Linked DNA regions of Mus musculus: region 2 is linked to region 1. The links are chromatin loops, found by intact Hi-C in ENCODE. Cell type or tissue: gastrocnemius. All regions are shown on one strand. Links, peaks and the distances in the headings refer to the core of each region. The heading gives the core; the rest is flanking DNA.

Region 1 (2,912 bases), core at 296-2,795:
CAGGGCCAGGAATGAGGAGTGGGTGGGTTGGGGAGCAGGGGGAGTGGGGAGGGGGTTTTCGGAGGGGAAACCAGGAAAGGGGATAACATTTGAAATGTAAATAAAGAAAATATCTAATTAAAAAAAATAAAAACCAAAATCATATCAAAAAAGTCTCTCCAGGGTTATTATCTTGACAGAGATTCATATTCCTTGAGCCCAGCCCCCTGGTCCTTCACACTGATTAGCCAGTCAAGTCAAGTTGGACGTGGTGTTTTTACTTCCAATTTATAGGGTGATATATAGTCCCCACCAATGTAAGGGATAAAAGACACATGCCATCTTGTCTGTGTGTGCGTGTTAGAAATAAGTCCCAGGTCGCAAAGAGATTACCATCCTAACTGAAGTGTCTGGACAAGGTGAACTTTACTCCTGATCAGGAGAGGGTGTGCTGAGGAAGAGTAAACACACAGCCGGACAGGAAAAAGGAAGTGTATTTGGTTTTTATTCTAACTTAGGGTGTGGTTGAGCCTTTTCTACCTCCTTCGGCTGGAGTCAGACCTTGCGATCTTATTCAACTGGATAGCTGAAAAGAACTGGTACACAGGAAATGGAGAAAGTGGAAAGGGATCACTGCTCCTAGGAGAAAAATGTCACTGTTCCAGGTCATCACATTCCTAGAGTGAGCCAGGGGGCCTTTGTGTAAGCAAACGTTGTAGTGGGTGGGGAGGATTAAAACATTGGCCTAAAAGTCTTACAGAATGGGAGACATAAAGATTTTTTTTTAAAGATTTATTTTATTTATATGAGTACACTGTAGCTGTTTCTAGGCACACCAAAAGAGGGCATCAGATCCCTTTATAGATGGTTGTGGGCCACAATGTGGTTGCTGGGAATTGAACTCAGAACCTCTGGAAGAGCAGTCAGTGCTCTTACCTGCTGAGCGATCTCACCAGCCCAGATTATTCTTTTACAACAATTTGGCAGCTTCAGAAGGATCCTAGGATTGAAAGTGTATTAGCAATGTGGAGAGGACCCAAGAAGATACCACAGAGACCAGGAGTCTCCTGTGCACGTGGCCAAGATAGACAAGGCAAAGAAAGCATTGCACTCTCTCTTATCCGACCTCCAGGATGACCCAATCACTTCAGCAAGGAAAAGTAAATAAGAAGTATCACTAACACAAAGCAAATATGGAGTCCTGAGTGCTGTGGGTACCCTTGGTGACTTCTGGTAAACCTGTTGCTAAGAAGCACCAATCACAGAATACTGTCCCATGAGAGAACTGGTTGGAGGCAGACAAAGCACTGAAAGTCAGAGAGCAAGAAACCTCCATTATGGTACCATTGGGGTTGAGACACTTGTTTCACTCTTACAAAGCCAAAATGGGAACTGGTAAGAAGAGTTCTAAGATTCGGAAAGGCCCCAAGGGTCCAGGTTAGTTAACCCAGTTGGTCTTCCTGTGGAGTTTCTATCCTCTTCAGGCCCAGAGGCTCCTCCCACCGTGTTCAATATTCACAGATCCCATTTCAACTCATTTCTTTCTCAGGTGGGGAAAATGATGCCAAGGTTCCATTTTCCTTCCCCGGTTTTTTTTTTTTTTTTACCTGTGCTCTTAGAGCAACAGCACCACCTATGGTAAGCACACTTTCTATTTCTCTGACTCCTGGGCTCCCTTTCCCAGCAACAGCCTGTTTCTAGGAGCTGACGGGTGGTCAAACATATCCAGATACATTGATTGGTATTCACAATTATAATTTGTGGTAAGACATATGAACTCATTTTTCTTAGTTTGAAACCACAGACTGTTTTGCTGTTTTTTTGTTTTTGTTTTGTTTTCTTTTCTTTTTCAGTCCTACATGTCTAAGCCATAGGTACTGTATCTCCATGCTTACACAATTTAGTGTCTTTTTTTTTTTTTTTTAAGGAAGGGGGAATAACTCTCCATATTTAATCTGCAAGATGCATTAATTCCAAAGGAACTTTTGCCCTGATGTAAGATGGGTTCATTTTATCATAGACTTGAGTTTACTATAAGCAAAGAGTAATCATGTTGCTTTGGTAATGTCTTGGCTGGTGACGTCATCAAGATGGAGACAGCTTAGCCGGGCATGGTGGCGCACGGCTTTAATCCCAGCACTCGGGAGGCAGAGGCAGGTGGATTTCTGAGTTCGACGCCAGCCTGGTCTACAAAGTGAGCTCCAGGACAGCCAGGGCTACACAGAGAAACCCTGTCTCGAAAAACCAAAAAGATGGAGACAGCTACATAGTTTTCCTACTATCTTGCTTTGTGGCATCATCAAGATGTCAACAAACATGACTTTACCACCTTCTTGCACTACATGCTAATGTACTACATGGTATAAGTCAAAATCGTAGCACCCATAAAATTTCCCAGTACCACTAAACCTTCAGGGGATTGACACACACCTAGAGTTTCTGACAACACAAGCATTTAGTCACGTGTCCTGATCCTCTTTTCCCAATTAGTTTCTTTTTGATTTTTCATCTTCCTGAATACCTAGTGGGATCGTGGGACTGAGAGGCCAAAAGAATAGACTGCCAGATGTTAGGCCTGGTACCTAGAGAGAAGAGAAACTCAATTCTGTTCACTTCTGAGACAGATTGAACATACTAGGCTTGAATCAAGAAAGAACTTTGTTGGGCTGGTGAGATGGCTCAGTGGTTAAGAGCACTGACTGCTCTACCGAAGGTCCCGAGTTCAAATCCCAGCAACCACATGGTGGCTCACAACCATCCGTAAAAAGATATGACTCCCTCTTCTGGTGTGTCTGAAGTCAGCTACAGTGTACTTACATATAATAAATAAATAAATCTTTAAAAAAAAAAAAAGAAAGAAAGAACTTTGTTGAAAAACAAAAAGTAGCTGACCAGTCTCTAAAACTGGTACTAAAAAGACAGGTGTCCTCTGA
Region 2 (2,912 bases), core at 122-2,621, 230 kb before region 1:
ATTTATTTATTTACAGTTGTGGGAACTGAACCTAAGGGCCTCTTGTATGCTGGACAGGTAATAGCCTAGGCAGGCCTTTAACTTTCTTTTTTAATTTGTTTTTTCAAGACAAGATTTCTCTGTGTAACCCTGGCTGTCCTGGAGCTTACTCTGTAAATCAGGCTGATCTTGAACTCAGATCTGCCTGTCTGGGATTAAAGTGCTGGGGTTAAAGGTGTGTGCCACCATGTCAAACTAGGCCTTTTACTTTCAATCTTTCTGCTTCCCGAGTAGCTAGAACTACAAGTTTGTGCCACTAGGCTCCTTTTGTGTTCACATGTTGGATGGGTCACTCTAAGCACCCAGTCCCTACCTTTCCTGCTATCTTAACAGCCTTGCCTTGATGTCCAGGACCAACTCTGTGGGATGTGGCTGCATTACACTTATGTCCAACACTTACCACCAGTCCTGGAGATTCTTGTGGATTCCTGCCTTAACCTCTGTACCATCAGGCCTTCAAAAACCCACCCCTATCCAGTGTGCAACGTATCTGTGTGCAAGTTTTTTCTTTCCTTCACACAGTCCTAGGTCTCAGTCCTTCAGCTCTGGGAGTGTGGTCTACATGTCTCCCCGGTCCATGTAAATGGTGACAGGGCCTCATGGGTTGGACTGGATGCCTGTCGCAAGTTCCAGACTTAGGAGATGGGCTCACCTTGTGTTTAGGTGTCAGGGACAGCCCCGCCTGGGCCTCAAAGTTGGCGACGCCCAGAATCTTGCGATACACCCTCGGCCTGTTTGCTGTCCCGTGGGTCAATAGTCTCTATGCCGCCCCCCTCACCCCAGTTCTTTTTTGGCCACCTAACAATCCTGCGGCCAGGCCTTCCTGCCCAGAGCCTGAGCCAAGTAGCCTCTTAGAACTGTCCGCGGTAAACCCGGAAAGAACAGGAAGGGAGAGCAGCTCGCCAGCTCCCGGAAGGTGATCCAGCTCCCTCTGATGATCAAGCTAAACAGGATGGACAGCCGGGCAAAGGCCCACAAGCTGGCACCCAGCATACACCTAGGCGTAGCAGCAAGCCAGGGTGGTGCAGAGAAGTCTACAAATCTCACCTGAGATGGGTTCCGATGGTGGGGGAGTGGTGGTCTCTACTCCCGCGGAGGGCAAAGGGTGCAGCAGAGGCCAGCGATGGGGAGGGTTGATCAAAGCTACAATTAGGCTGCTGTGGGAGACGATTCTTTGCCAGTCCGCCCCGGTGGTGTACAGAGACGTGGCTCTGCCGCCTGGTTCACGTCAGGTAAGGGTCCCCGTCCCCATGCTTTCCCCTCAAGCTCGGAGCCTGCGGTTGAGCAGAAACCTGGAGCTGCAACCCAAAGTCCAGCCTCTGCCCCGCCCTCCGCTGCCCCGCCAGCCATCCCAATTGGTTGCTGATCATCCAATTAGAACTCGACATATCCGCCTGCGTTTCCGGCGCGAGGGCAGGAAGGGGGCGGTCTCGGCGGTTGCGCCTGCGCGCAGTGCGGAGGGACTCGCCGCGGCCGGGCGTCTGATGTGAGCGCGCGCGGGGTCTGCCTGCGGCTCTCCTGCGGGCGGTGCACGCGAGCCGTGGAGCCGTGGTTCGAGGCGACCTCCCTGACCATGCCCGAGATTAGGGTCACTCCCTTGGGTGAGTCCGAGTCCTAAGCATCTTCCGCGGCGTCCGGAGAGTCGGATGGGTCCCTTCATCTCCGTAGCCGTTTGATCATCTGCTCGTCCCAGGGAGCGGAAGCCGGAGTAGACAGTTTCAGAGCCAGTGCCTCCCTTTTCTCTGTCTGGCACGGGGGGTCGACGAGATGTGGGTTTGATTCCTGGTCCTAGAGCTCGATATGAGTCACGGAGGGCCAGCTTCTGTACCTGGGCTGCTTACGATGGTCGTGAGGTGAAATGAGCCTCGCCTGTCGGTGGTGTTGAATCCAGCACAGAAATCGTCCTGGCGACTTTCCGCTCCTGCATTTGGACGGTTGTTTCAAAGCCCCTCTTACTTCTGCTCACCACCACTACCACCACCACCACCACCCCCAAGCGCTTCTTCATGTTCAGGTTGCTTGCTATCCTTCAGATCAGTAACCAGTCTTTGTGTCTGGTCTATCCCGAATTGTTAAAAGTATATTTGTTCATCGTAGAAAACATAGATCTAGACCTCTAAGATCACCAATAGCATAGGATGGCTGTGAAAGAGAAAACAACCGTTTGAAATCTGGGGTTTCGCTGGGCGGTGGTGGTGCACGCCTTTAATCCCAGCACTTGGGAGGCAGAGGCAGGCGGATTTCTGAGTTCGAGGCCAGCCTGGTCTACAGAGTGAGTTCCAGGACAGTCAGGGCTACACAGAGAAACCCTGTCTCGAAAAACCAAACAAACAAAGAAAAAAACCTGGGGTTTCAGAACCTCCCAAATGTCCCTGGGTTTTACTTCCTGCATGTGTGCAGGGTGTGGGGAGCACTTTCCTATTCATGGTCCCGGTCTCTAGGTCATCTTGGCTAAAACTTCGAGTCTTCTCAACTCACTGCATCACAGGGCCTTAGCAGACGCAACTTCTCATACTGTTTTTTTGTTTTTGTTTTTTTGTCTTGTTTGGTTGGTTGGTTTTTCGAGACAGGGTTTCTCTGTGTAGCCCTAGCTGTCCTGGAACTCACTCTGTAGATCTCATACTGACTAAATACTAATTAGCTTAAACGATGAAGCATATTCATTGACCTGGCTCCCCAATGCCCCCTACCACCACTGGGAAAGTTTTGTTCTCTGCCACAGTTCTGAAATTTTTGGAACAGCTATTAAATCCCCATGTAATGTACTCAGTGACTTATTGCCTCTTCCCCCTACCGTGTAATTCTGCTCTATTCAGGGATGTGTGGTCAAGGTAGTATTCTTTACTTTCTTGTCAGTTTTGTTTTCTCATCCT

Evidence for each region. A loop is a pair of places that touch in the nucleus more often than their neighbours do. Peaks named below come from ENCODE experiments on the same cell type or tissue, not always from the same donor. Only the 100,000 strongest peaks of a DNase experiment are listed, where the experiment ranks them.
Region 2: it touches region 1 in a loop (2.8-fold over the local background); 1 of 42 quality-filtered maps calls a loop at or near these places.

The regions. Positions count from the first base shown.
Region 1 is chr4:156,100,226-156,103,137 of GRCm38, forward strand. No RefSeq gene overlaps it. Among named protein-coding and RNA genes, the nearest start is that of 9430015G10Rik, 8.3 kb to the right of the region's middle. In gastrocnemius, for the core only: a CTCF peak has its summit at 1,629; no DNase peak of the experiment used is centred there.
Region 2 is chr4:155,868,081-155,870,992 of GRCm38, forward strand. Cptp (ceramide-1-phosphate transfer protein) reads right to left here and starts at 1,360. Exons shown (of 3, transcript NM_024472.4): 1 at 1,087-1,360. It overlaps Ints11 (integrator complex subunit 11), which reads left to right and starts at 1,487. Exons shown (of 17, transcript NM_028020.3): 1 at 1,487-1,640. The coding sequence starts at 1,613. In gastrocnemius, for the core only: a CTCF peak has its summit at 1,566; a DNase peak (open chromatin) is centred at 1,449; H3K4me3 peaks cover 2,347 bases; H3K27ac peaks cover 1,988 bases.